Regions from separate parts of the Homo sapiens genome. Here region 1 is linked to region 2. A link is a loop called in an ENCODE intact Hi-C map of the cell type or tissue named here. Cell type or tissue: Caco-2. All regions are shown on one strand. Each heading gives the region's core, and the rest is flanking DNA. Links, peaks and the distances in the headings are about the cores only.

Region 1 (15,637 bases), core at 4,022-12,021, 53 kb after region 2:
ATCAGACTGTTTCCCAGAGTGGCCATACCATTCTACATTTCCACCAGCAGTATGTGAGAGTTTCAGTGCCTCTACATCTTTGCCAACACTTGCTGTTATCTCTTTTATTGTAGCCATCCTAGTGGGTGTGGAATGTTGTCTCATTGTGGTTTTTATCTGCATTTCCTTGGTGGTTAATGATATTAAACATCTTCCCATGTGTCTAGGGAGTTTTGCTTTCCAAGTGCTTGAGAAAGAGAAAAACAAAGAGATAAAGTTTCCTGTCACTGCCCATGGAAGACATAATTTCCATGTTTCTAGGATAAATCATTTGTAGCCTTGTGTGAATTTCTTCTCATCTGTAATCTTTGGTGTCCTCAGATTACTAGAAAATGATCAATAACTGAAAAAGCTGAGTGAGGGGTAAATAATTTCGTTTCCTAGGAATAGACTAAATGGTACCACCTACCACCTTGTTGCCTGGTCAAGAAACCTGAGCATCATCCTGACTCCTTGAATCCCCTGCATCCACCCCATCAGCAGCTCCTATCAGTTTGCCTTCAGAACTGTCCACCTCTCTCTCCCTGGGACCCCCGCAAGGATCACTCACTTGCTTTTTCCCTGTTGCAGCAGATTCTCTACTCTGCAGCTATAGTGGACTTTTCGAAATGTAAAATGTTCCTGTCCCATGCTAGCTCCCAGCTCGACCCCACCCCAAACCATTCAGTGGCTCACCTACCATTTTGCCATGACCTACAAGTCTCTTCACAATCTCTCACCAGCCCAACTGTCCAGCCTCACCTTGTTCCTCTTCTTTCCTTGCTCACCGTTCTCCATTGTTTTGCTTTTTTTTTTTTTTTTTTTTTTTTAATATCTAGAAGTCATCGAGCTCTTTCCTATCTCAGGGATTTTGCACTTGCTGTTCAGTTGGCCTGGAAAGTTCTTTTACTTCCTGTTTTTATGACAGGTCCTTCTTCATCAGGTTAAATTTAAACATCACCTTCTTTAAGAGGCCTTTCCTGACCACCCAAGGCACAGGGAGTCCATTCTCTTGCTTGTTTCCTCCAGGGTACTTACCTGCTCATCACGCTTTATAATTATATATATATTTATTTACCTGTTCATTATCACCTCTGCCATCATATGGCTTTTCTCCCCCAACCTTCCTCTCATATATGAGACCAGGGACCCTGACTGTTTTGTTTCACAAAGTATCGTCAGCCTTAACAGAGTCCATAGTATGTAACGGACATTCAATAAATTTTTACTGATTAAGGGCTTTTATAGTAGGGGACTGTATTATTCATTGAAATATATTTAAAATGCACATCCCTCCTTCTTCCAAAAGGAATTTTTAATGATTACAGTTTTAAAACATGTGGGAAAATTAAACAAGAAGTGTTAGAAATAGATTGCAAACCAATGAGACTAAGGATTTAGCATTTGAATACTAACATTAGCCCTGAATTTCCTGGTAGCTGGGGCAAGAAATCAAGGAAGTGTATTGAAATGTCCTCTATAGTGCAGAAGGAAGAAACACAGATATGCATCTGTAGTCACATAATTTTACATGCATATTTTAGCAATTCTGTTTTTTTCTGACTTTTAAAAACTCAGTCGTTTCAGCCAGTTGTACTTGCTTTACTTGTCTTTGGCATTTTTTTCCCATAAAATTTAAACTCTATCTGTGGCTCTAAGTGAGTTGTCTAGGAGTAAATTAGTCAAAAATAACCATTTCCATTTCCAGGCATTACTAAACAAATTGATAACTTTTATACACACAGAGTAATGTTAGAGCTTTATAGAGAATCTTAAACAGGTATTTTACTGAGGAATAGTGTCAACTTTCAAAGTTCCTGTGATTTCTTAAATTTTAGATTAATTTTCAGTAGGTGGTTATTGTTACAATCATTAGTCAAATTCAGTTGGTAGCCCTTAGTTTGAATGAGTGTCCCTGTTTGGGTAGGAGTAAACTGGTGAGACCTATAGTTACAGGAATGGGAAATTGTGCAGATATGATAAGGATGACTCCTCTGTTACCACTCGATTTCATATTCCAACGGAAAAATAACATTTACAGTATCAATGTTCTTTTAGAAATAGCTAAACTCGGCCAGGCCCAGTGGTTCATGCCTGTAATCCCAGCACTTTGGGAGACCATTCTGGCTAACACGGTGAAATCCCGTCTCTGCTAAAAAAAAAACAAAAAAATTAGCCGGGCGTGGTGGCAGGCGCCTGTAGTCCCAGCTACTCAGGAGGCTGAGGCAGGAGAATGGCGTGAACCAGGGAGGCGGAGCTTGCAGTGAGCCGAGATAGCGCCACTGCACTCCAGCCTGGGTGAAAGAGCAAGACTCTGTCTCAAAAAGAAAAAAAAAAGAAAAGAAAAGAAATAGCTAACCTCCCAAAAGGTCTCTGTGACATGTTTTGAATTTCTGTGTAAATAATGCAATGCAAACTGCTTAATAAAAGCTGCAACACAGTGACATTACATCATAAACTAATTAATTTTTAACCTTTTGCTTTCAATCAAATTGTCATCTTCTTTATAGCTTCGTATGACTACAGAAGTGATAAAATGACAAAGATTTGATGATAGTATATTTTTCCACTTAATATTACCAGTTCTTCGGCTGGGCGTGGTGGCTCACGCCTGTAATCCCAGCACTTTGGGAAGCCAAGATGGGCAGATCACAAGGTCAGGAGTTCGAGACCAGCCTGGCCAACATAGTGAAACCCCGTCTCTACTAAAAATACGAAAATTAGCTGGGCATTGTGGCGCGTGCCTCTAGTCCCAGCTACTTGGAAGGCTGAGGCAGGAGAATCTCTTGAACCTGGGAGGCAGAGGTTGTGTGAGCCAAGATCGTGCCACTGCACTCCAGCCTGGGCAATGGAGTGAGACTCTGTCTTAAAAAAAATAATAATACCAATTTACATAGTTAAATGGGATTCTTTTCCTTCGCAATTTCTTTCATTGCTTCTAAGCTTACAAAAATCTTCATCCAATACAAGTTTTTCAATTCAATTTAATAGCTTAAAATGTTTATATTTAATTCTTTAAGTTGGAGTTTATTTTAGTATATGCTAGGAGATGACGATCTAACTGGATTTTTTTTCCAAATTAGTAAGTAGTCATTCATATTACCATTAATTGTGAGTGATCTTTGCCTTCTTGATTCATTCTTTACTGACCCCTCCTTTATTGTATGTGAAATTCTGGCGTCTGTGAGTGGGAGATTGGACCTGTTTCTGGGCTGGCTATTCTGTTCCATTGATGTAACTGCCTACTTTTACACAGCTGTATTAAAATTACTTACGTTACAATAGTATTATGCATCTCATTATCTTTTTTTTTTTTTTTTTTTTTTTTTTTTTTGAGATATAGTTTCCCTCTGTTGCCCAGGCTGGAGTGCAGTGGTGCGATCTTGGCTTACTGCAACCTCCACCTCCTGGGTTCAAGAGATTCTCCTGCCTCAGTCGCCCGCGTAGCTGGGATTACAGATATGCGCCACCACACCTGGCTAATTTTTGTATTTTTTTAAATTTATTTTTGAGATGGAGTTTCACTCTTGTTGCCCAGGCTGCGGTGCAATGGTGCAACCTTGGCTCACCGCAACCTCTGCCTCATAGGTTCAAGTGATTCTCCTGCCTCAGCCTCCCGAGTAGCTGGGGTTGCAGGCATGTACCACCACACCCGGCTAACTTTTGTATTTTTAGTAGAGACAGGGTTTCTCAATGTTGGTCAGGCTGGTCTCGAACTCCCGACCTCAGGTGATCCACCTGCCTCGGCCTCCCAAAGTGCTGGGATTACAGGTGTGAGCCACCACACCCGGCCTAATTTTTGTATTTTTAGTAGAGGCAGTGTTTCATGTTGGCCAGGCTGGTCTCGAACTCCTGACCTCAAGTGATCCACTGGCCTCAGCCTCCCAAAATGCTGAGATTACAGGCGTGAGCCACCGTGACCAGCCTCATTACCTATTAAACTAAGCTTTTATTACTCTTCATTTTCAGTGCTTTTAGTCTTACCCACCTATTCTGTCATATGAAGTTTAGAATCATTTTATTATACTATTAAAACAAATAAGCATGAGATTTACTGAATTCTCTCTGTCTCTCTCTTTTTTTTTTTTTTTTGAGATAGGGTCTTGCTCTGTTGCCCAGGCTGGAGTACAGTGTTGTGATCTTGGCTCACTGCAACTGGCACCTCCCGGGTTCAAGTGATTCTCGTGCCTCAGCCTCCTGAGTAGCTGGAATTACAGGCATGCGCCACCACGCCTAGCTAATTTTTGTATTTTTGGAAGATACGGGGTTTCACCATGTTGCCCAGGCTGGTCTTGAACTCCTGATCTGAAGTGATCTGCCCGCCTCAGCCTCCCAAAGTGTTAGGATTACAGGCATGAGCCACCGCACCCCACCAAGATTTACTAAATTCTCTTATGCTTAATCTAGAAATGTTAGTTTTATAGAGCGAGATCTAAAGAAGCATAAAGAACTTAATGTGACATCGTGCTTTCTTCACTGCTTGGTTGTATCCTCAGGGCTTGAAAAGATATTTCTTTTAACTTGTCTTGAATGTTAATACTAATGAACATACATGCATGTCTACACACACAATGACACAAGGCACATACATGCATACATGTGTACACACCCATGCATGTATGCACACAGGCACACACATGCACATGTATGCATGCACGCACACACACACACACATATACACACATTTTGGCATCTTAGTGTCAGAAGCCCTTGCTGCTGGTTTTACACACTTTCCAAACTTACTTGGTTATTACAACTATAAGAAGTCTATTTACTAATTTTAAGAATGGTTTTGTTAAAACCTTTCTAATTCTGTTGACCTTTCTAATACTATTAATGGTGTAGAAAGACCCTTTTAGGCAACAATTTTTTTTTATTGTGTCTTGACCCATAGGCAAAAGTAGAGAGATTTGAGGGTAGTCTGGAAGGCTCCTGGACTGCATCTGCAGAGTTGCCATTATTTCCTGAATCCTGTTTTTAAAGTAATAATGGAAGAATTTCTCCTTTCAACTGTAGGAGCACTACCCTCACAATCTCCACAGTGAATGGCCCCCTAGAAACTGTTACAACCACAAGTGCATTCCTATGATTGTGATTACATGCTACATTTCCTTCTGGTACAGACTGATGCCTCTATTTCTGGTTTCTTTGAATCGTCTTTACGTTATGAAATCCAGTTTATACCAGATTTAGCTTTTAAAATCACTCAAGCTGAACATAATAAAGTGTTTAAACATAGATTCAAAATTGTTTCTCCACATCCTGCTGGAACTCGGAGGTGAATTCTTTGTTGTTACAGGATAGAGGTAGAATACATTTTCCAACATATCAGAGAGCAGATAAAAAGCCAGAGAATATGTGAAGTGCAATCAGTATCCATCTGGTAGTTTTCCTTTTCAGTGTTATTAACCAGCTCAGTATAAACTTGTGAGCTATGAAAAGTAGAATTCATCTATGTGAGACTGTTTTCATGATAAATGTAACATGTTTGTTCTGGTTCTACCTTAGGGGAGATCCAGTTATCTGGCAGGAATTTCATTAGTGTAACTATAGGGCTTCTGTTCTTCCAGTGTAAGATCACAGAAATGACCTCACATTTATGGTTTGAAACGATTACAAAGGCAGCAGAAACATGTTTTGAGATCAGTGCTTAGTTTGATATTTATAAGATGCTTCAGAGGAGGAAATGTTGTTACAGAGATCATTTCCTTTAGCTTACTGTCAATATTAAATGTTCTCTATGAGGAGCGGCCATGGTTTGGTCATGTACTTAGGTTAATCCCTTTCCAAACAAAAGCTAGAACATGGCCTTTGGGGAAAATGTCAAATCCAGACTTTGGGCCAAAGCCACTGACACTGTCCAGGGATTAGTCAATACAGTGCAATGTCATTTGTCCACCATTGTGGAGGACCGCACTCTGCCAAGTGGAAGATAACGGAGCCTGCCCATTTGAAAAGCATCAAAATGGATTCTGTTGAAACCCTGTAGTAAGGTTTGTTCTTTCTTTTGTTCTCCAAACAATTATTAACCCTACTCTATGGCTGGTACTGAGTTCAGCACATGGGACAAGAAATATGTGGTTCTTGCTACACAAACTAGTCCAGAGAGGACAAGAGACTTTGCACTGGTCTGTAGGTACATTTTGTAGGAGATATTTCCACCAAAATCAGAAGACTGAGTAGGAGTTGGGCAGGTAGACAGCATGATTGGATATGTTGGGGAAATTGTGTGTGTGTGTGTGTGCGCGCGTGTGTGTGCATGTACGTGTGTGTGTGTGTGTGTGTGTGTGTGTGTGTTTTGGAGGCAGGTGAGTTATTCTAGACAGAGGGAAGAGCTTGTCCAAAGGCCAATGTGTTTGAGGAACTTAGAGTAGGCTAGTTTGACTGGAACAAAAATATCAAAGAGAATGAATGACTTGGTCCTGGAGGCTGGAGTGATGGGCGGGAGCTGTATTAAGCCATATTCAGGATTTTGGATTATGCCATTCAGTCAGGGGAAACACATGAACAGAATTGTGTTTATAAAATCAGTCTGGCTGCTAGATGGAGAATCATTCAGGAAAGATGAGAATGGAAAGTGGGGAGACCAGTTAGCAGCCTAGTAGAAACCTGTCAGTAGGGCTGGTGATGGGGCCTGAAACAGAATGGTGGCTGTGGAGATGGAAAGAAATGGACCCTTTTTGAGATCTTCTCGTGTTGTGAGTGATTTGAAGGATAAGAGTGGAGGAAAGTCAAGGATGACTCTGGGATTCTGGCTTGAGCAATTGTCATTATCCTTATGATACCATTTACTGAGCTCTGAGACACGGAGAAGATAAGTTCTGATTAGGGCAATAGCCATAGGGTTGAGCTATATATCGAGTTAAGCAAACATAAAGGAAAATGACAAAGTTTCATCTCTGTTACTTATATTCAAATTGCTGTTCATTACTGGTTGTATATGCCTTTTCACTTTTCACTAATTATATTAGAGGTACAACTACATTAGCAGTAACATATTAGATATGTACAGTATTTTGCTCATTTATTTGCCCAATAAGCACTGATGCTTCCCGTGAGCAAAGATCTTCACTTGACAATGTGAGAAATACAGAGGTGGACAAAATGTGGTTCCTGTTTCCAAGGAATAAATAGTCTGTTAAGGGTAACAATATATGGAGTCAGATAACTTTAAATAAAGGTTTGGATGCTCGGGGCCATAAGAGAGGGTCAGAGCTCCAAGATGTGAGAACTTAGGTCTGGCTAGGAAATCAGAGAAGGAAGATATGACCTTTGAGCTGGACTTTGACTTGGCCTCACACTTTCTGCAGAGGCAGTTGTGTGAGCCAAGGCCCAGGGGTAAAACTGTTAGAGGTAAGATCAGTCTGGAGTGAAGGCCTGGGAAGGGGAGTGGTGGGTGGATGCTGGCTAGGGACTGAAGCCTCAGGACACAGGTCCACGAAGGCAAGGTTGAGGAGTTTGGCTTTTGTTCTGTGGGTGGTGGGGAATTATTAGGAGGAGAATAATTCTAGTTCTCACTTAGGAAGGGTAAACCATAGCTTACACAGTGCTCTGGAAGGGTATTTTCTAGATTGTGTTTCTTTGTATGTCTGAAGCTTTTAGGCCCACAATACTTTTTGATGTAGAGTCTTCGAGGTCATTCTTTGTTGTGTTTGGTTTATCTATTCCCTATCGGGTTGTTTTGAGTTTTCCCACTATTCTAAATAAAGCTGAGATTGATATTTTTGAATACTTAAGAGCCAGGGTTTATTGAACTCATACTCTGTTCTAGAACTTTACTAGGCATGGGAGACATGGAGATGAATGGGTACCACCCTTGTCTTCTAGGAACTCATGGTCCAGGATAAATAATATGATATTTTTTCCTTTGTGGTCATCAGTTCAAGGAATACCGGTCAAAATGGTAACAGAAGATCAAATTTAAAATTTAAATTCATGGTACAGGTTCACCAATGATTTCCTAGAGAGATTGAATTGCCAGTTTGTATTGTCATTCTTTAATCTCAGGACTAGTACCTGTTGGGCCTTATTATTTTTATTCATATTTGGTATGACACATAATAGTACTCCATAGCCCTTTCAGTTGTGCTTCTTTGATAAGGTTGTACATTTTCTGTGTTAATTTCCAGCTTGCTTTCTTCATGTGAGAGTTGTCAATTCACTTGCTTTGAGCATGTGAAATGTGGGTATCTACTATGTGTATTTATGCCCATTCTTCATATATTTGTATTATAAGCTTTCCCCACTTCAGGATTTTTTTAAATTTACTTATTTTCAGCTGCTTTATTGATAGATAATTTACATACCATACAATTCCCCCATTTGAAGTGTACAATTCAATGGTTCTTAGTGTATTCACAGATCTGCAACTGTCACAAGTCCATTTTGGAAGGTTTTCATCCCCCACAAAGGAAACCTATACCTATTAGCAGTGACTCCCAAACCTCCCAAACCTCCCTCCCTGAAGCCTTGGACAACCCCTAATCTACTTTCTGTCTCTATAGATTAGTCTGTTCTAGATATTTCATGTTAATGGAATCATACAATATGTGGTCATTTGTGACTGGCTTTCACTTAGCCAGATTCATCCATGTTTCATTCCTTTTTATTGCCAAATATTCTGTTCTGGAATACGGTATTTTATTTATCCATGTCATTAGTTGATGGACATTCGAGTTGTTTCCACTTTTGGACATTTACAGAAAATGCTGCTATAAATATTCATGTGCAAGTTTTTGTGTAGACATTTATTTTCATTTCTCTCCGGTACATACCCAGGAGTGCAATTGCTGGATCATGTTGTACACCATGTTTAGTCTTTTAAGAAACTTCCAGACACTTAAAGGACTTTCTAGAATTTCTATTCAGTTTCATTGGTGAAAGCCACACTATGCAGTTTTGATTATTGCCTTTGTCTGAAAGGAGTGCTTACTTTTCAACTGTAACTTTTCTGAAATCTAAGTATTTCTGATAGAAATTTAGAGTTCAAATTGATACGCGCTGTAAGTGTAAAATAGACCCTGGATTTTGAAGACTTAATATGAAAGAATGCAAAATCTCTCATCAATAATTTTTTGTATTAACTACGAGTTGAAATGATACTATTTTGGATATATTGAGTTAAATAAAATATATGTTATTAAAATTTATTTCACTTATTTTTTTCCTGTTTTTATGTAGCTATTAGAAAACTTAAATTTACGTATGCGGTGTGTATATTTCATTTGGACCGCACTGCTCTAGAAGCAGTGCTAGTGTGCCTATTGAAGAAAGTAGCCCCAATTTGAAACCTGCTTCCCAGCTGTATGACTTTAAGCAAGTTAAAATCTCTCAGAGCAAGATTTAGTCTTTTCACCTATAAAACAGGAATAATAATTGTACCCACCTCAAAAGTTTGAGGGTTGAGTGAGATATATATATATATATAATGTTAAATCACTCCCTAAAATATAGTTAGTATTCATAAATGTTATTAATTATTATTGTCGTTATTGCTGTGATTACCATCAATTTGTCAAGTTGTTTTTTAATCTGGAAGAATTTTTTATTTATATTACATTAAATCTCTATTTAATTTAGAACTTTTTTTTTTTTTGATACTTAGTGTTTCCATCCAGGAACCCAGCATAACTTTAACCCAATTATTGTGTTTTCCTTTATTGCTTTAAGGAAAGTTATATTATTTTCTTTAAATAAATCCTTCTTCCCCTGAATTACATTAGTACACATCACTAGTTTTGTTACTTGAATCCTTTCTTGGCATTTTCTAGATATTTAGCATTCACTCATTAAGAATGCCTAACACCGAATGTACATTCAGCTAATCTGCTTTTAATGAATTGTTTGATCCTTTTTGTGGCTGTGTTTTGTGTTTTTATCCTGCATCTCCACTAAACTTATCTTCTGGCACTAAAAATTTTCTTTGTTCATCATTTTCTGTGTGAATGTCATCTGCTAAAAAACAAAAAAAAAATAATAAGGTGGTACTTTTCCATTCCTGTGCTCATTATTCCTCTTGTCATTTTTCCTTCCCTGATAACTATTATTAGCATTTATCCTACTACATTAAATAAAACACCAAATTGTTTGTTTGTTTGTTTTTGAGATAGTCTCGCTCTGTCACCCAGGCTGGAGAGCAGTGGCATGATCTCAGCTCACTGCAACCTCAGCCTCTTGAGTAGCTGGTACCACAGGTGTACACCACCAAGTCCTGCTATTTTTTTGTATTTTTAATAGAGACAGGGTATTGCCATGTTGCCCAGGCTGGTCTTGAGCTCTGGGACTCAAGTGATTAGCTAGCCTCAGCTTCCCTAAGTGCTGGGATTACAGGCATGAGGCACTGCACCTGTAATGTCAAATGTTGATTTTTGACTTTTAGTATAGAGTGTTATTTATTGCATTTAGAAAAACCTTTTTATAGCTCTAAATGTTTTTTACAAAATCAGGAATAGGCTGGGTGCGGTGGCTCCTGCCTGTAATCCCAGCACTTTGGGTGGCTGAGAGGCAGATCACTTGAGCTCAGAAGATTGAGACCAGCCTGGACAACATGGAGAAACCCCATCCCTACTAAAAATACAAAAAATTAACCGGGTGTGGTAGCACGAGCCTGTAGTCCCAGCTACTCAAGAGGCTGAGGCATGAGAACCGCTTGAACCAGTGAGCTGAGATCATGCCACTGCACTCTAGCCTGAGTGACAGAGTAAAACCCTCCCTCAAAATAAATAAATAAATAAATAAATAAATAAATAAATAAATAAAAGATTGAAAAAAAATCAGGAAGAGCTATGGGCTTTATTTAGTGTGAATTTTCAGTTTTCTGTTTCTTCCCTCTCATTAGGTCTCTCTGCTGCTCCAGCTCAGTATTACCTGCATGCTGGCCTAGAAGAAAGACTCCCTCTGCTTCTAGGTTGTGTGGGCTGGGTCATCTATTCATACAGATCCTAAATTTGCTCTAAGTCAGGGCCTGGGGGGGATCCTTGGTGGATAGTGTACACGAGACTTTGGACTTGTGCTTGTCACTTACATTTTGGCTCTGTGAGACAGTTTTTCATATTTCCGGATCCTTGTTGAAACTGGAGATCATTATAAATGAGAGGGAGATGATTTTCAGATAAGTGAGGGCCTATTGCATTAGGCAGGGTTCCTGAAAGTGTTTGGTAAATGGATGAGAATAAATGATAGACCTTAACCGCAGAGTCCCAAGACAGCTATTACTCCTTCACATTTCTGTTGTTCATAATGACAATAAACACCTCATCCCATCACTATTTGACCTTCCTCAGAAAGAACCACTGACTGTTAGAGGGAAAAATCATTTGCCACAGGTGAATGACAAATAACTTGTGACTCGCTTTGTGGTTTCTCTCTTTGAGAGATAGAAAATATTACTTTCCTGCTTTTAAGGAACATACATGTTTTAAAAGTTGATATAGAGGGAGTCCTTGCTATCTGAGATTTTATATTGGAAACCTTGCAGTTACAAAGCTTAAAGGGAAGCAAAATTCATCATAAAGAAACAAAGAAAAACATCACCAAAGACAAAATCTTGCTATAAAATTATCCGTCATCAAACATCTGAACCTGACAACTCCTTGTTTCTGCTCACCATCCATGTTTTTCCTCTCCTGTACCTCTGACTCCAGCAGTATGTCCTGCCTGGGATGCCCATCTGCCTGTTCTTCTGTCAGTCCGTCCATCCATCCATCCATCCATCCATCCATCCATCCATCCATTCATTCATTGATTCACTCAGCAGCAGTTATTGAATATCTTCTGTGTGCCAGGATCTGGGCTGTATAGGTATACCCTAGACATGTCTCAGAGTGCAGCTCAAATGCCACCTCTTCCAAGTACCAGATGCGTCCCTGATTCCCTATTCCCTGCCCTACAAAGGTGAAACTGCTCTCCCCCTTCTCTGTGTGTCCATAGCACTTCCTGGGCGCTTTCTAGATATTTAGCATTAGCTCATTAAGAATGCCTGGCAATACGACTTCTCTTTTAGAGGACAGTCCTAAGTTCTGCTAGTGGAGTTGGTGTCTTATTTGTCTCAAGAGGAGAATTGGTGTCTGCTCAGTTCTGCATCTTTCTCCATGATGCTTAGGGCTGACCCAGTTCGTGACCAACAACTAGAGTCTTCTCTTTCTCTTTTTTACATACTCCTTCTCTTCCAGGGCTAAAGTTGCTGCAGCTGATGGGCCCGCCAGGAACCCAACTCAGACCCTCATCCCTGTGCGACACACAGTAAAGATAGACAAAGACACCCTCCTCCAGGACTATGGATTTCACATTTCTGAGAGCCTTCCCCTTACAGTGGTGGCTGTCACAGCAGGTAGGGGATGACTGGGAAATGAGAAAGGAGTTTGGTTTCTTAAGGGGAAATAGCCCCAAATCTCCCCGATCTCTCTATCCTATAACAAAATGCAGAAAATCCTACCTGGGAAGTTAGAAAAGGCACACCTAATTCTGTCTTGGGCTTTGCACCTTACTTTGATGCTGGGAGGGAGGAAGCCTCAAGTGCACTTGCCGCTCCAAACCCCAGGCTCCCACTGGCCTTGGCTAGGGCGTTGCCCACCCTTGGCTCCCTGGCTGGTCTCAGGGGCAGTGAAAGTATTTGGCTAAGCTAGCCTTCCTCTTTGAACCCCACACGCTCCTAGCTGGGGATACTTTCTGGTCAGACAGTAATAGAAACCATTGATTTGTTTTCATTTGAACCTTGTGAAATACAGGCTGTACCAGGGTGGAGAGGAGCAGGTGGGGAAAGTCCAGTGCTTGTTTTCATAATTGAGGTGTGTTAATCTGGGATTCGTTAAAATGTATTGATTTCTATTTACTACACATACACACCAGAGTTTTTTAGAGATGAATGGAGTAGATTTACTGGCCAACTCTATTGATTTAGAAGGTTTCTGCTAGTTTTCTTTCTCAGGACAGTCTTCTAACATCCCTGGAAGTTGGTGATAGATGATAGGTACATTATCCATGGTTTATAAACAGGAAAATTAAGATCCACATGAGCCCAAGCCTGACTGAAGGCGGGGGAGTGAGCCAGTGCCCCTGGGAACTGGATCAGGGTGCCATTTAACTGTGCCGCTATTACACATAGAGTCTGGGTCCTCCCGGCATGAGCACCAATTACTTATTTTCTGTCCAACAGGAGGCTCTGCTCACGGCAAGCTTTTCCCTGGTGATCAGATCCTCCAAATGAACAATGAGCCTGCTGAAGACCTTTCCTGGGAACGAGCAGTCGATATTCTCAGGTACTAAATGGTCTTCCATCATCTACAGAATTGCACAGATTATCAAAGAACAAAGATGGGCAACAGGAATGGCATAACTGATCCCCTGATTTTAATAAGGCTAAGTCTCCTTTAAAGCAGCAAAAACAGCCTCGTTTTAGAGTTCCATCTATTAAAACGGCTTCTTGTTAGTGGCTGTTACAGTCCACTCTCTCTCACTTGCCTACAAAAGAGCTTGGGAGGCACAGAGTGCTGTATTTGTCAAAGCCCTGCTATGCCCAAGACACCGTGCTAAGCATGCAGGGAATGTAATGATCATAAATAACCCACAGGCCCTACCCTCTAAGGATTTATAGGCACGTTGTAACATATGCCAAAGATTGAACTAAATTGATGCCAAATCTGTTCTTCTTTATCCCTCTTGATATATCTTCTTAAATATAATTGCAGGTGCATCTTGGTTGGCATATATGTAGTTTCATTGATGTAGCACCTCCAAACCTTCTGTCTGGTGTCATTGTGACTTATGAAAATGCCTCGCTTTTTACCTAGACAATGATTTCCTGAGACCAGGGCTCAGTGGGTGCTCAGTTAAATGAGTGAATATGGTTAGCGCTGGGAATTGGCAACCCAGACTTTAAGACGGAGGAGTGCCATTGATAGGAGTGAAGAGGACAAGCAGACATTTTAAGGGCACATGAAGCTTTGGCTTTTAAATTTTTCACTCAACATTGTTCTAATGACTAGTATAAAGACAGACGAGAATCAGAGGTAGATGAAAGCTAACTTGAAGAGATATATATATATATATAAAATTCAGTTTGTGATTTTTCATGAATGGCTGATCTGGCTTTGGGGTGGTATTAATTGTTTTTTTTTCCCTTTTTTTTTGAGATGGGGACTTGCTGTGTTGCCTAGGCTGGTCTCAAACTCTTGGGCTCAAGTGGTCTTCCCATCCCAGCTACTCGGGTGGCTGAGGCAGGAGAATCGCTTGAACCCGGGAGGCAGAGGTTGCAATGGGCCACGATTGTACCACTGCACTCCAGCCTGGGTGACAGAACAAGACTCCATCTCAAAAAAAGAGAGAAAGAAAAAGAAAAGAAAAGCCAAGGAAATACACTGTAAATGCTGGAGAGTCCTCCAACTTGGGCAGAAGTTGTAGGCTGACAAAACAGAGAAGGGCCCAGAAATATTTCAGTTGTGTCTTTAATGCTGGGTAAAATTTGGTCCAAAAGATGGAGGTGAAGGGTGATTCAGGCAAAGAGGTAAACAGAAGCAACTGGGTGGGAAGTAGGGGCTGCTGAGCAGTTCAGTTTGCCTGCAGAAAAGTTCTAGGAAGTGAAGTCCAGATGATAGAAGGTCTTGAATGCCAGCACAGCATGTTTCAGTGTGATTCTCCCCCTGGAAGGGCGAGCAGTTGAAGGCTTCTGAGCAGGGATGCATGACTTGAGGTGTGCTGTGCATCTGTACCCTCTGCTGTCTTTTGCATGTGAGAATCCCAGGACGCCTTACTTTTTTTAAGCTTAGTTCCCAGTGTCTAAAACCAGCATGTATTATTCAGTGTCACGTGTAAAAGGTAAAACACAAAGCAAAACAAAAAGATACAACAACAATGCCAAGAAAACATCTCAAATTCCTCCAAATAGCTATGAGGCCAGTATGTCCTTTTAGAGCACTTGCATTTGGGTTTATTGTGATTTATCTCAGAAAAGGCCTGTTCTCATTTAAAATGGAAAAGAGGAAGTCCCTAGACACTTAGACATCTTGGGTTGAGTTTATCCTTTTGAGGAAATAACACACCAGCAGCAATTGGCCTAAATGTTCATATTGCAAGAAGTCAAATGAAATTATTTTGCCAACTGCTTCTCCATGGTAGCAGTGGCAAAGAGAAAGGAAAATATGATCGATTTTCTCTGTTCTGGCCGCTAATATAAAGTAGAGGTCAAGCAGTTATCTGCTTGATTTGATCACTTTTGAAATCTAAGAGATAATGCAAGACAAAGATGTCTACTATCTTGATTATATGATTGGGCTCATTACACCGACTTTGTGTGCCCAAACACCATAAACTCTTTGGCTTTTATCTGATAAACGTTATCCACAGACATTCATTCTGTTTAGTGAAATGTTTAGCCTGAGTTTTATGAAATAGCAACCTGAGTTATCTGTGTTATTGCCATATTTTCTCCTAAAAAATTTTTTTGGGTTGGGCACGGTGGCTCACACCTGTAATCCCAGCACTTTGGGAGGCCGAGGTGGGCAGATCACCAGGTCAGGAGTTTGAGACCAGCCTGACCAACATGGTGAAATCCCATCTCTACTAAAAAATTAGCTGGGTGTGGTGGCGGGTGCCTGTAGTCCCAGCTACTCGGGAGGCTGAGGCA
Region 2 (15,637 bases), core at 5,206-13,205:
GACCCAAACTCCACCAGTTTCAAAAGACAAGGCAGACTTAAAAGTGTCAAGATCTGGGAGTTTCAAAATGTATAACAATAGCTGCCATTTATTGAATGCCTGCAACACCCCAGAGCCTGTGCTAGGTGCTTTATCCTTACTAGTTAATTTAATTCTCACAACACCCTTCAAGGTCAGTATTATCTGTGTGTTAAGATGAGAAAACTGAGAGGTTACATTAGTTGTCCAAGGTCATAAAGCTAACAAGAGCTGGCATTCAAGCTACCTCTGGCTCCACGGCCCAGATCCTTTCCAGAACATCCCCCTCTGATTCAAAGAACAGGCTGACACAGTGTTGCAGTACACAGTACATAGTAACAAAACATGAATAAAGCCTTGTTTTTAAGAAAATCTAGATCATCCCTCCCTCTCCCTATCCTACACCGAAGATAGGAGAGGAACCTTCCAAGACTTTCCCCTGCGTCTGGGGACTGTCCATGCACTGTTTCCAGAATTTAGGGAATGTGTTAGCTGGAGGGGGTCCAGGCTAGTCTAGTGCCTCCCCAACATCCCCCAGTTACTTTCATTTAGATTTACTCTGCTTATGCCTGTACTCTACAAGGGGCTTCTGTTTAGTAGGATTTGAGTTGAATATAGAATCCTACCAAAGTTGGAAAAACACTGATATAGTCCAATTCTATGTTTTGTAGGTGAAGATCTCTCAGACCCAGAGCAGGCTTGACCAAAATAACCTAGAAAGGTAGGACAGGCCCTTTGCTCTTTAAAATTTAAATTTCTGGATCACTACAGCAAAACTATTGGAGTGAGAAAGACAATCACCATGGGAAATATGCTCCAAAAGCTGTTTTCACCTGTTGACAGAACAGAGGAGGGTAGCAGAACCCTCCCAGATTTAAATTCTGACTCAATCACCAACACCAGCTATCTGGATGATCTTGAGCAGGTTACTTAACCATGTAGAGTCTCTTTGTCTGCAAAAAAGACACATGATACTTGCTTGTTGGAGTTTTTGTGTTAGTATATTAAAAATACATAGCATCTAATAGGTGTTCCTTTCCATCCTTAGAGCCTTCCCATAGGCTGTTCTCTCTGCCTGGAAGCTCTATCATCCCTCTCCCCTTCAATAGCTGACTTGGACTTATTATTTAGTTTCTTTCACTAGATTTCTTGGATTTGAATCCAAGCTCTTACTAGTTGAGTGACCAGGGGAACATTTGGCCTTGGTTTTCTCATTTATAAAGTGGGGATATTAATATATAATTCATAGGGTTATTAAAATGAGATAAACCGCTTAGAACAGTGCCTAACAAATATTAGGTCTCAATAAAATTTGGCAAGGACGATTTGTGGGATCCATAATTCCAGAGGGCTCTGTTTCCTCCTTCGGTAAGCTATTCACATTGCCTGGAAGCTCATGACATTTACTCTTTATTCTAGGAGTTCAGAAATTTCACCAGGATATATTTTTAAATATCCATTCTGCCAATCTTTGTCTTTTAATTGGTGTATTTAGATTATTTACATTTAATATAATTACTAAAATGTTAGCACTTAACTCTGCTATGTTGTTATTTCTTTTCTTTCTGCACAGGGGAAAGTCTTGGAAGCTTTCTCTCCCATCTGTTTGTTCCCCATTTCTCACTCCTCTTTTTTCTTTTTCCTGCCTCCCTGTGGAGTACTTGGGCTTTTTAAAGAATTCTACTTTGATTTATCTAAAGTATTTTTGAGTGTATCTCTCTGTATAGTTTTTAAAGTTGTTGCTCAAGTATTAAATCATACATAAATAACTTATTACAGTCTACTGCTCCTGACATTTTACCCTTTTCAGTGAAATGCCCAGGACTGGAAGTTCTAGGTGTGTGTTTTAAAATTAATACAGTGTAGAAATTAGAGTCTTTTTTACCTGATAACTCAAGTCCATACATTTAATGTATAGGTAATTCAAGTGCATACATTTTATCTGATAATTCAAGACTATGGGCTTAGTCTTTTTTTCTATTATATTTTGGTTATTGCTTTGCTCCTTTGTTATTTTTTTCCTCCATTTGGTACTATTATTTGCATATCTTCTAGATATTTCATCAATGTTTTAAAACCCTCTGACTCATAATTTCTATTTCTTTTTAATTTTGGTTTGGTACTGTGGGGTAGTTCTCCTTTTTCATCTTTCAGATCATTAAATCAGTTTTCAGTGGTGTTCATTACATTTTTCATTTCCACAATTGCAAATTTAAAAAATTGTGTATTTAACTTTCAAAAACAATTTTTCCTCATTTTGATCATTTCTTTCTAGTCTCTGCTTGAATCTCCTTACATTTTTGATTTTAAAAAGTTAGTTTTTCTTCTATTAAATTGATCTCAATGTGATTCCTCTCTTTTAGTTATTTGTCTTGGTTGTGCTCCTTCAAGCTATTGACTCCCTTTAAATAATCTCTGATCTGCTTTGGCTACTTATATCCACAAGTGGGTAAGTTGGGCTTTTGTGGCCTCTTGGGTACAATAGTTCAGCGATCATGAAAGGAAAGAATGATGCTTCTCCAGTGGCCTGGTGGTGAACAAAGCTACCTGGCTGGGTCCACCAGGCTGAGGTGAGGTGGAAGAAGCTTTTAGGATCTTTGGACACTCCCAGAATTAATAGGGTGGGGTTGCGCTGCTGTGTGCCATTGTGTAGTTTGCTTATTGCAAGGGCATCTGGTGGAGAGGATTAATAGGAGCCAACATCCACTTGCTGAGCTGTGTACCCTAGTGTGGAGCTACATTGGCCCAAAGGAAGGAAGCATATTTTCTCATTTTCACAAAGGTATCTGAGAGGGGAAGCTTTTTTCTAACCCACATAAAGATGCTGTGTGGGCTAGGTGTGACCCTGAAGGGATAGTTTGGTCCACCTGTGACATTCGGTTCTACAGAGGCAGGTCTTGACAGAGTCAGGGGTCTTCCCACAGAGCTATTTGCAGGAAGTGGGCAGGGACAGTTCTTCCTCTCCTGTTGAGAGGTCCTGCTTAGTTGGGGTAGCTGGGCCCCTCAGGTAGCCCAGGATTGAAAGCCTTCACTGCAGACTCACTAGCGAGGCTGACTAGTTCTCAGGCTCCTGGGCCTTTGTCCTTCTTGCAATGGTGGACGGTGTGGCAGCAACACCGCCCTTTGCCAATCCTGCACTGCGATTGTCTGTGTGGGATTGGGCTCCAGCTATAGGCAACAGTGTCCTATGCCCCATTCACTGTATGGCTCACAATTTGGGTCCCCTCAGCAGGGAGCTGGGTAAGAGAAGGGCTTGGAAGGTGGCCCCCCATCTTCAGAGAAGCCCCCTGGGTAGGCACGCTAAGGTGATTTAGGAAGTTTCTCTATAACACAGTTCTAATACAGCCATCTTTCCTCCCCAACAATAGAGCTCAGTTTCCCAAATAAACCTGAATCTGAATCCCATTTACCAGCTCTGTGACCTCATACCAGTCGCTTGAATTCTCTGAGCTTGCCTCAGTTTCATCTGTGAAGTGGGGATTGTCATGTGTGTCCTGCCTAACTCAAGCAGCTGTTGAGAGAATAAGATGAGATGATTGCTCTGTTTGGTGTTTTACAAACTGAAAAGTCTATGCAAAAGTAAAGAGATGAAGAAAATAGTGCTAGAGAGGGTGGCATCTGCCCCCGGGGGCTGTGGGGAGCACGGTGGTAGTGGGGAGTTGCAGTCACCCAGCAGATGCAAAGCAGAATGAAGCCTATGGGAAGTGGCCAGATGTAGTTGTCAAGACCAGGGTAGGGCCACACTTGATGCTGGCCACAACCTCAAGACATGCCTTCTTCTGGGGAGCTGATCTCCCAGGAGCTGAGCCAGCAGAAAAAAAAAAAAAAGAGAGAGAGAGAATTTTACAAAAGAGATAAAAAGGCAGGAGTAATAGATGCTGAACCCAGTCCTATCTTTTCAAAGCTGCCTCTCAAAACACTGAAAGATTTATCACTTAAGGAATGAGATAAAAATTCATCTGACAAGAGACATAAAGAGCTTGAATATTTTTTAAAACTTGTGATAATCATTCCCAATTCTATACAAATATCTTATTGCCTTCCTCTGTTTCTAACTGAGTCATTATGTCCATTACATTAGCAATAGATTCGAATACCAGTTTTATCAAGGAGCAGAGAATGCGATTAGGAACAGGAAAAGAAATATAAGCAGACAAGGCTTAGATGAGAGCTAAGGAATAAATCCAGATATCAGACATGTTTTCCATCCTCCTGCCCTACCACTAAAAAAAAAGGTAAAAATAGATCATCTTTGAGAGAACGACTATGATAAACAGTCAAGCAAGGTCTGGAGGGTGTTGGGAGACTGATCTCTCTTCACCAGTACACAGATAATGAACTTTCTAGCTCAACTCCCTATTCTTAGTATTATACAGTGAATTGGACAATTCATTTTTAAGAAGTGAGCAGTGAATGTCTGCTTCTGTGTCCTAGAATCTTGGGAGTAAGAACATATTGTTTTTCTGTCAAATTTTCTCTCTGTAAAGCAACAATCTAATTGTCCCTAAGAGGTAATATAATCCTCATGATAATCACCCAATTTCTTTTGCCAACAGCAGTACTTCTCTTTGTGACTATAACACTTTAGCTTCCTTAATCTCAAAGAATCATTTGGTTTAGGGCTCAGGGAACATTGGTTGTCATCAGGTATCATTGCCTCTTCTTATAGAGGAGTAAAGTGTAGCTCAGAGAGGTGAGGCGATTTTCCCATAGCCACATAGCAAGAGAGGGACAGAATTAGGGTCTAGAACGCTAGGGCACTGCTTTTCTACAAGTAGCTCAGCAGAAGTGCTGGCATAGATATCAGAGAGGGCTATTTTTAATAACCCTCTCGCAGTACTCCAGTAGTCCCTGAGTCTTGGCTCACTGAAGCCTTGATGTAACTGTCTCATTATATTTCTGCATAAGACCTTGAATATTAAGAACATACAGTTTATGTGGTGTAATAACACTCTCTTAACCAAACCGTTTCATCCCCTATCCAATGTGGATTCACTTCAGAAGGCTTAAGTCTGTAGTAGGCACTCAACAATGTTGACTGAATGAATGAATAACCACTTAGAGGCCCATTAAGGAATCATGTCGTTTTAGATCTGAAAGAGACCTGGAAGGTCATTCTGGTCCCATTCCTCCATTCTGCTGAGACTTGAAGAGTGAGGGGACTTGGTGGCAGAGCACTCCTAGAGCTCCTTTCCCCTCTGCTTTCCATACAGTGTTCTTTCTTTCACCCATACTACTTCTCATTAATTTGATCTGCAGGCATTAAAATTGCCAATTTACTTGTGTTCAGGTAAACAAAATAAATATTTCTAACATCGAAAACACTTAAAAACATTTAAAAACACTACTCCATAGAAAATGACAGGGTCGAGGTTTTTTTAACCATAAGGAATTTGATCATTCTGAAGAAGAACAGAAACTTGTCCTAAATCACTGCAGACAGTAAAGCTGAAATTTGAAGCAGTAAATGATTCTATTTTGGGAACAATAGATATGAGGTCAGGAAGAGTTAGGCATTCTAAGAAGGAAATTGTATAGAAAAGCACTATTAAGTCAGCTCTCAGAAGTATTTGAGTGCAAAGGAGATTGATACAGGTAAGGGGAAGGTATGGGCACTTAGCAGATGACAAATGGCATACTCATTGCCATAGAGAAAGCAAACTTTTAGCTGAAATGGTACTTATGGGAAATAAATTTGAATCTCAGATGTTTGAGTCAGGAAGTCTCATTAGGATGCAACACAGCTTGTCCTTATGGGCTATTACATGGTGTCACTAAAAAAAGGAGAGACTCAGAGAGGGACAAGGCACAACCACATAGCAATATGAGAAATTTCATTCTTGCTATATCTTGTTCTATATTAATATTAGATCATTTGATGCTATCCTCTCACCAAAAATGACTCTTCAGAGTGACAAAAACAGAGATTGAAAGTAATCTAGGCCAGGCACGGTGGCTCATACCTGTAATCCCAGCACTTTGGGAGGTCGAGACGGGCGGATCACAAGGTCAGGAGATCAAGACCATCCTGGCTAACACAGTGAAACCCCGTCTCTACTAAAAATACAAAAAAAAATTAACCGGGCGGGGTGGCGGGCACCTGTAGTCCCAGCTACTCCGGAGGCTCAGGCAGGAGAATGGCGTGAACCCAGGAGGAGGAGCTTGCAGTGAGCCGAGATCGCGCCACTGCACTCCAGCCTGGGCGAAGAGCGAGACTCCGTTTCAAAAAAAAAAAAAAAAAAGTAATCTATATCCAAATGACAGCTGTTAGGGTAAAACTTGAGAAACATATATACTTTATTTGTTGATTTATTCATTCATTCAATAAATATTTATGGGATTATAGGAAGGCAAAAATAAATAAGACATTGTATTTCTCAAGAAGGTCTCAAGAAGACAGACGTGTAAACAAATCATTGTAATGGGTGTGCTGCGTGCTTTATTTGCTGTATGCTGTACATAAGTACAGCAGAGGCTCAAAGCAAGGACTGGGAAGAGTTCATGGAGGACAAGATATTTTTGACCAGGATTTAAAGGAAGAAGAAGTTTGTCCAATAGGTTGGGTTAAAGGTTAGAAAAACAAGGAAGCAATAATAGCTTATGTAAAGTATTTAGCAGTATAGGATTTAGAATTTCATATGAATCCCAGTGCAGCTATTTTAAAGCTGTGGAATCTTGGGTAAGCGACTTTACTTCTTGGAGCCTCAGTTTCCTTCTCTCTGTAAAATAAGTAGGGTAATCCTCACCGCATATAATGATTAGAAGCATTCCTAATAGTGCTGGCTAGCAAGTAATGAATGCTGTTTCGTCTCCAGGAACTCTTATTTTTTAGAACACTCCTAGGTGGTAGGTATTCTTATTATGCTCCCTTTGCAAAGGAAAAAAACCAAGAACTGAGAGGTTATGGAACTTTTCCAAAATTACATAGGTTAAAAAGCAGCATTGGGATTTGAACCTAGGCAGTTTGGCTCAAGACTACATTTTTTTTTAACACTATGTTATGTGTCTCTTATTACATAAGGTACCCTAAGAACATAAGGTGTTTGGTGTGCAGGTGTGGGGTGAGGTAGAGATGGCGCCACACGGGTAATAGGATCACTGTGGATTCACGTGATGCTAAGGAGTTAAGACTTTGCTGCACGATCAAGAAGGAACAATGGAGGTGTCTTCAGCAGGAGAGTCACTGGTCAGGTCTGTGGTTGAAAAAGATCACTGGCAGTATGTGAAGGATGAAAATAGGAAAGACTGGAGGCGGTTACTACAGCCTTGGCAAGAAATGGTGAGGCTCCAACGAAAGCAAGGGCGGCAGGATGAGGGGGAGGAGACATGTGTAAGAGAAGTTAAGGAGACAGAGTTGATTGGACTTAGTGTCCAGTAGAGTATGAAGGCCAGGAAGAAGGAAGAGTCTAGACTGTCCCTTTGGTTTCTAGTTTAGGTGCCCAGAGGAAGGAAGTGCCACTACCAGTTGAGATAGGGAAGCAATGCAAAAGGGGTAATTTGGGGGTAAGATGTGGGTTTGGTTTTGGCTGTGTTGAGAGTGGGGCACCTGAGGGACATTTAGGCGATGTCCAGCAGGCAGTTGTGTCTCTGGGTTTGGAAGACAGAAGGTTTGGCTGAAACCATGCAGCTGATAGAATTGCCTGGTGAGAGTGAAGGGAGAAAGGCCAAGGAGGGACATGAGGGCAATGGTAAAGGAGGCTGAGGGGCAAGAGGGACCAGAATGAGAATCTGAGGAGAGCGGGGTTAGGGGCTGGGTCCGGCACCTAGAGAGGCTGACACTGACGCAGGTAGCTAGGAAATGGAGGGGGACAGGGCAAAATTCCATGGGGAACATTTGTACTCACCGGACAAGAGAATAGTTCTTATCTTACTTTCTGACAAGTGCTATGCTTTTTGGTGTTTAACTGCCTTGGAGAGAGTAATTTGATGATTAATCTTTATCTACAAAATAATTTTTAAAATTAAACTTTATTTTGAGAAAATTGTAGATTCACATGCAATTGTTAAGAAATAATTCAGAGAGCCAGAATACTTGATTTTTAAAAAGCTTTCATTATTTCCACTATGGCTTCAGAATCTTCCACCCTTATGGTGCTTCTGTCTCCTGGGGCAGAACTTTGTATACTACAAAGACGGGTGAGGAAAGCAAAAGGCTCACTCAGCCCGTGGATCTGGGTGGCAGAGGGCTGGGGCACTGACAGAAAAGGGAGCTTTGGGTGCAATTACGTAGGAGGTCTTTCAGCGATGGAGCCACTCAGGAGTTTCTGGATGGACTCCTGGATTTGGAAATGAAGGTCACAAAGGAGGAGCACCTGCCTTCATCCAGACGATGTTGGCTCCAAAGTGCTGCTAGTCTTCCCCCACCGCCCTTGGATGAAGGATGCACTTGTTAACATCTGCCTGTGCACCATCCCCAGAATGATCTAACATCCCAGTCTGATGGTGCCTCAACCCTACTCAGAACTCCTCCCATGAACCTGCCAGTGCACTGGGAACACGGTGCAAACTCCTTGACCAGGAATTGGCCCCTGCTGACTCCCCTGCTTTATGTCTCAACTCCTGCCACTCCCTCTGTGGGATCTCTCTCATCTTGGGGTCTTTGTTCCTGTGGTCTCAACCTGAAAGGCTCTCTCCACACTCCTCCCTTTCACTGGCCAATTCCACTGGCCTTTCAGGTTTCCATTTAGAGCATGCCCTCTCCAGGAGGCCTTCACTCAGTCAGTGCAGGCCTGAGTGGTGCCCTTGGCCCCGTGGGATTGGGTTATTGTTACAGGAACTGGACTGTATTTTAATAGTCCTAGACTGTACATTCCATGAGGACAGGGACTGCTTTATTAAAGGTGTATTGTATCTCCAGTGTCTAATGCAGGATATGGACCTCGTAGGTGTTCAGTAGAGTTCAGCACGGAAAATAGTGCACAGACACATGCATTTGGGTATCATGCTCAGAGAGGCGGTAGGACCAGAACCAGGGGAGTGGGTGAGACGGCTCAGGGGGTCAGAAAAGGGCTGAGTGCAGAGTCCCAGGGCGCTCCGGCATTTTAGAGCTTCTGGTTTGAGGAACCCTCAAGGAGACCGAGGGAGTGGCTGGAGAGGGCCGAGGAAAGCTAGGAGAACACAGTTTCCCAGCGCGGAAGGAGTTTACAGAGACAGGGGAGGTGGTCCACAGTGCCTACCGTGGGCCCACGCTCTCCCTCTCCCTTCAGCCGAACACCTGCGGGGCGTGGGGGTCAGGGGGCGAGTCCCCCAGGGCTCCCCGTAGCTGGGGCTCTTCCTGGGGAAAAGGAGGCGTGAGAAGGGGGTCGTTTTGGGAACTCTTCTGGGTTCCAGTTCTGGCCCAACCACCGCTGGTCCGGGTGACCTTGGGGAGTCCCTTTCCTCTCCCAGCCTCAGTCTCCCCCCTGGGTACTCAGCGGACGCTGCGTGCCCCGGCGGTGAGCTGAGGCAGGCGGCGGAGGCAGGGCCCGGGTGGGAGCGGGACCGCCCACTGCGGCGGGCCGGGACCTCGGAGCCAGCGGAGGCGGCGCGCGGGGCTCCTCCCCCGGGGCGGGGGTCGCGGCGCCGGCAGCTGGCGGCCGCGCAGCTGCAGCCTCAGCACCTGCCGCCGCCAGACGGCGCGGGCGCGGCCCGGCCCGGCCAACCCCTCCGGCTGCAGCCTCGGCGCGGGAGGCGGAGCCCGAGCCGAGCCCGAGCAGCGCTGCTTCCCGAGCCTTGGCCGCGACCGTGCCCGCCGCTGGGCGGGGCCGCCCTTCTCCGAGAGCGTCAGCCCGCTAGGTCCTTGTCCGCGCGGGCGGCACCTCCTCTGCAGGTAAGGGAGGGGTCCTGGCACCGCAAAGTTTTGGGGAGACGGCCTGTCCCCACACCCCGGGCCTGCGCCTCGGCTTCCTCCGCGCCGCCCTCCGCCTGCACCACCAGTCCCGGGTGACCCGCGCCCGCCTCCGGTCCTCGTGTCCCCAAGCCCGGCTCGGGGGCGCGTCCGTGGGCTAGCTCAGGACCTGCCATCGTGAACTGTTTGCACAGTAGCGATGTGTGCTTAAGTTTCCGAGATCTGCATGGTGTAGTGAGTGGAAACAGCGGCAACGCGGGAGGGGGAGAGACCTGGGTTCAGGTGCGGCCGCGGCCAGCGCCAACTTTCTGAGTGACCTCAGACCAACCCTCTCTGTCCGTCCTCGATGGCCACACCTGAACCAGAAGGGGTTCGCCAGGGACGATCAGCTGCAGTGCCAATGCCTGTGTTGTCATTTTTTGAGTAGAGGGGCATCCCTGAGTGTCTCAGCTCCAGAACTCATTGCGTGTGGAGAGGAATGAGCCACAGAAGTCAGTCTCCAGGGTCGCGTCGCTAACTTGCAGCAGCTTTGACTGAGCTTTAGTGGGGGCGTTGAGTCAGCCTCGGGAAGCAGGGGATGCCCCTAGGGTTAGGAGTCAGGACTCTGGCTTCTGGTGGCTCCTCTGCCATACACCCACTGTCTGTGTGACCTTGGGCAAGTGCCCCCTGCTTTTGCCACCTATAAAATAGGGTGGAAGTCGTGTTCACTAGTTGTTCGCTGTCTCTTTCAGCTGTAAACTCTGGAGAAGCGGAACCTCCGGATCTCTGCATTTAGTCAGTTTGGGTGGAGGCAATATTTCACCAAGAATCCATCTAGCACTTGCAAATGAACGTTTAGAAAATAAAGGAGGCATTTGCAGTTTGCTTTGGAAGTCCCAAAATAGACATGGGGAGGATTGGTGAACGCTCAGTTCGCCTTCTTCAGTGCTTTGGACCGTCATGAAATATTCAACGACATAATGATTTGTTTTCAAAGTGGCTTATAGATCAGGAAGCGTTTCTGTTTGTGAGTCGGTTATTTTTGTAAAAACCTCAGAATGGTTGTTTGGGAAAAAAAAATAATGCACTGTTCTAGGGGTCCTGACCTAGAGGCCAGCATCTACTTGTTTCTAGTCTAAGATGATGGTTGAGATGATTTCCAATCAAGACAATTTCGGGCATCCTTTGGTCGGTGTTGAGTATGGGTACGGTTAAGGAGCCAAGTTCATCTTTTCCAGGACTGGTGCATTCTGGCACAGTCACAGCAAAACAAGCACGAGGTAGTTAACTGTGATATGCTAGAAAGTGAAATTTATTCTTTTGCCCAATATCTTGTTCCCCTTGTGCTGCAATTAGTGGCTCCCCAGTGTGTGGGTGAAACGCATTACCACGAAAGGATTCTCACAGAAGTGATTTTATGATTTTATTTCCTTCCTCGACATCCTGGTTTTAAGTTTCTAGCATTATGAAATCAGAGAGCTGGTGAGGGTGTGCTTGGTGACCAGAGCAGAGTTGTGGTACCTAAGTTTGTCTTTCCTGAATGAGACCCCATCCTTGAAGCTAATTTGTCCAGAGCCTTTTATCTCTCTGACGCATTCAAATGCCACCAGTCTTTTCCCTCTTCATTCTCTATTGGTTCATCAAGCACTTTCTCACTACTCATTCGAGAGGACACAAACATGAAAATTACCAACAGGCCCTACCCTCAAGGAGCTTAGGTTCTGTTGGGGAATAGAGAGGCTTGTGCCACAGGATCTTCATTGTGGGCTTTATCGCCTGGGATTCCTGTGAACACTAAGGAGGGTGAATTCCAAGTGGAGATATTGGAGAAGGCTTTACAATGGAAGGTGGAGGAAGAAGAGGATTTCAACAGGTGGTGAGGAATAGAAAGGCTATGTGTAGGTCAAGGAGCTGGTACGAGCAAGGAACTGGTGAGAGCTGGGAGAGCATGAGACAGATGAGAGCAGTGAGCCTGGTGGAAGCACAGAGAAGGCAGAGCACTTCAGAGACAGGGCAGCGGGAAGAGGCTCTGGAGGCTCTGAACCTGGGCTGGAATCCTCGCTGGCTGTGGAGTATTGGGCCTCCGAGCGTCACTTTTTTAATTCGTAAAACGGGAATAATAATAATTCCAAACTCACAAGATTAAATGAGATCATGTATAACAGTGTCTAATAGGATGTTTGCATGTAATAGGTGTTGGATAAAAGTCAATTCTTTTTATCAGAGGGTTCATGGGCAAGCTGAATAAGTGTTTGAAGGCACCATTGGAGTAAATAGTGCTTTTGGTTTAAGCATGTGCATTGATTTAGAACCTCACCAGCAGCAGAGAGTTCTTGTGACAATGTGATGTGTCCTCGAGGTGCCTCCTGATTCAAGGGGCAGGGGCTTTTTGTTATTTGGAAGGTGTTCAGATCAGATACTAACATCAACAACAGGCAATGCCCTGTAAATACTGTTAGGTGGTGGGAGGTCACAGAAGGCTAATCAGAAGGCTCAATCCCTGCCTCACACAAGCTTATCACTATGTACTCAAGGACCCAGATTGGTGGGGGAGGGGGGCAGATTTGACAGACACAGCTCTAAATATATCAGCTTTGTCCATATAGCTGGGAGCGGGGTACTGGCTCCCTTCTGTCTTAGATTTGCAGTGGTCAAAGAATAGGATACAACCTGGGTAGCATAGTGAGACCCCATCTCTACAAAAAATTTACAAATTAGCTGGGTGTAGTGGGTGTGCACCTGTGGTCCCAGCTACTTGGGAGGCTGAGGTGCTGAGGTGGGAGGATCACTTGAGTCTCACTCGAGACTGCGGTGAGCTATGATCAGGCCACTGCACTCCAGCCCGGTCAAAAGAGTGAGACTCCATCTCTAAAAAAAAGAAGACAGAGGGTGAAGAATAACATTGCAATACCTTATGACCCTGTGTAGCACTATGTAGCATCTATGGTACTGTCCTTCATTTTTTCAATCAATGGTTGTTCATAGAACACCTGCTCTCTGCCAGAAAATTGTTCTAGGTGCCTCGAGAATACATCGGAACAAAAGGCAAGGTCTCTACCTTCCTGGAGTTTATATTCTAGTTGGAGAAAATAATGAAGAAGTCATTACATAAATAAGGTAACTACAGGTTGTGCCAAAGGCTGGGAAGAAAATAAGTGGGGAAATGTGGGAGAAAGTAGTAGGAGTGGGACTCCATTGGAGGGTGGTCAGGGCAGGCCTATCTGAGCCAGTGAGAGCCACAGGAGAGAGGGAGCCAGTCTTGCCTGGAGCTGGGTGAGGGTCAGTGCAGCAGCTCTGTATCTGTAAGAGGTAGGGTAGTTCTGTGTATGAGAATGCAGACTCTGGGGCCACACCACCTGGATTTGAATACTTGCCCCTTGGCTAACTAAATATATTCCACTATCAGGTTATTTAATCTTCTGAACTTCAGTTTTTTCATCTGTAAACTAGGGATAATAACAGTACCTCCTTGAGAGGGTTGTTGGATAACTGAATGAGTCGATACATGTAAAGTACTTAGAATAGTGCCAGTTATGTAGTAAGCACCAAATAAAAGTTCAATTGAGGGTGAGAGAAGGAGGAAACTGTTCCAGGCTGAAGGAACAGCAAATGCTAAGGCCTGGAGGCCTGAAGGGGCTTGGTGCATGTACAACTAGACAGTCTGTGTGCACAGGTATTATCCTCACAGTTATCGGGGAGACTCAAGAGCAGGCTCTCTGCCCCTTCAATACAGAATTATATATTTTAGGAATTTTGAAGAAATGACCACCCACAGCACTTTTCACTTGCAGGATCAGGCCGAGTGGTGTGGTGAGCTGCTGCTGCTGCTGCTCCTGCTACAACTTCGGGGACATTGCACAGTAGACCCTTCTTTAGGATCTCTTTCCCTCCCTCCTTCCCTGCCCCCGGAGGTGCTCATTGATGCATAAAGGGAAAGCAAGAGTGGAGCTGAGCCCCTGGTGCCACCAGCCCTGGTACCAAAATACTGGCTGTGCCCGCTTGCTGCGGGGTACCCTTCAGCCATCATCCCCTCCTCCTCCCAAGCTGGAAACTACAGCAGGGGAGGCTAATTGTCTGTGCCTTCTCCCTTGTTCCCTCCTTACTGAAATCTACTCAGTAAGGACCAAGTGACCTTGCCCTGTAAAGTAACAGTGACCAAGCCCTGTTATTTTTACTTCCAAAATCTCTCTCAAATATGCCCCCATCTTTCCATTCTCTCTGAGCATCAGGCTTCAGTGCTCTGTACTGTAAAGTGTGGCTCTGATCTCATCATGCTCCTCCTTAGAGCCTTTCAGTGGGTCTTCCCTGTATGGATACTGAAGTCCCGAGTCCTCAGCCCAGCAGGCATGATGGGCTACCTCCATCCTTTCTCTCACACCCCCTCCTCTGCACCATGTCCCCACTCTTTTTTTTTTTTTTTTTTTTTTTTTGAGATGGAGTCTTGCTCTGTTGCCCAGGCTGGAGTGCAGTGGTGCGATCTCGGCTCACTGCAACCTCTGCCTCCCGGGTTCAAGCAATTGCCCTGCCGCAGCCTCCTGAGTACCTGGGACTACAGGCACCTGCCACCATGCCCGGCTAATTTTTGTATTTTTTCGTAGAGACGGGGTTTCACCATATTGACCAGGCTGGTCTCGAACTCCTGACCTTGTGATCCACCCGCCTCGGCCTCCCAAAGTGCTGAGATTACAGGCATGAGTCCCCGTGCCCAGCCTCCCAACTCTTAATCCCCCTAGCCTCAGGTCTCTAGGCCTTTGCTCCCCCGTCTAGCCCCTCTGTCTAGCATGTGCTTTAGCCTTGGTGGTCCTGCCTATGCCTGAAGGCTAAGCTCAAATCCTACCACCCTTAGGAAGCTGTCTTCCAGATCCCCTCATCCCAGGGATTTCACTGTTCCCTGATACTTGGTACCTCTCATGGAGAAGTCATTACTGTCAGCCTTGAAGGATTTTGTGTGCGGTCACTTGTGTATGTGGCCACAGCTCATAGAAAGCCCTTGGGAGGGCCGGCACAATGTCCTTCATCTTTCTACCCCACAACCCTTTTCACAGAGCCTAGCCCTAATGCAAGCTTGATAATGGTCTGTATCGGATTGACAAAAGCCTGTGATTTTCCCGATATCTGAAATGGTTTGAGTCAAGCCAGAAACATGAGGCTGATGCTTAGGGGTTGCATATGGTTGTCAGCTGAACTCACTCGTGGCATTCTGATCCCTCAAGATGTAGCTCCTTCATTTGATGATGGGTTGATGCAACCTCTAAGATGAGTCTGAGTTTTGAATTTAGCTTTTCAGTGTGCCTATTTTAAAGGAATATACTGTGTAAAATTTGAACCTTGAAGCTTTTGACAATCATTCTTTATATTATAAAAGCGTTCCTTACTGTAAAAAAGATCAGTATAGAAAGCTTTCAAACACCAAATATACCTATGCACTTAACACCAATCAATGTATAAAATTTTGGTTTATCCACAGCTATTGTAGTTGTACTTTTACTGTATCCTGAGATATACACTAAACTTAATATATGTTCATGGAAGCAGTACTAACAGTGGATTAAATTTGTTTTGGTAATTACAGATTACATTATACAGGTTTGCAAATCTGAGACTTTTTTTTTTTCAGTTAACTATCTGCCTGAAGGACAGTGGGAAGCCGGACTAGGTGCTTGGCAGATTGATATGAGGGCAGAAGCCATTATTTTCATTAAGTGACACAGTGTTTTCAGGAACTCATCTGATGTTTAGAGACCTTTTTGCCAGCAGTTAGAAGTGGTTTGGGCCACCAATCCTTTCCCAAGCTGGCTGCTAAATGGTATGTGG

The links. A loop is a pair of places that touch in the nucleus more often than their neighbours do. Peaks named below come from ENCODE experiments on the same cell type or tissue, not always from the same donor. Only the 100,000 strongest peaks of a DNase experiment are listed, where the experiment ranks them.
Region 1: it touches region 2 in a loop (7-fold over the local background); 3 of 110 quality-filtered maps call a loop at or near these places.

Annotation. Positions count from the first base shown.
Region 1 is chr9:37,695,228-37,710,864 of GRCh38, forward strand. It overlaps FRMPD1 (FERM and PDZ domain containing 1), which reads left to right. Exons shown (of 16, transcript NM_014907.3): 3 at 12,189-12,346; 4 at 13,172-13,274. Among named protein-coding and RNA genes, the nearest start is that of TRMT10B, 51 kb to the right of the region's middle. RefSeq lists a silencer at 2,145-2,391. In Caco-2, for the core only: no CTCF peak of the experiment used is centred there; no DNase peak of the experiment used is centred there.
Region 2 is chr9:37,641,269-37,656,905 of GRCh38, forward strand. It overlaps FRMPD1 (FERM and PDZ domain containing 1), which reads left to right and starts at 9,686. Exons shown (of 16, transcript NM_014907.3): 1 at 9,686-9,826. RefSeq lists a silencer at 9,558-9,827. In Caco-2, for the core only: no CTCF peak of the experiment used is centred there; a DNase peak (open chromatin) is centred at 9,733; H3K4me3 peaks cover 1,108 bases; H3K27me3 peaks cover 133 bases.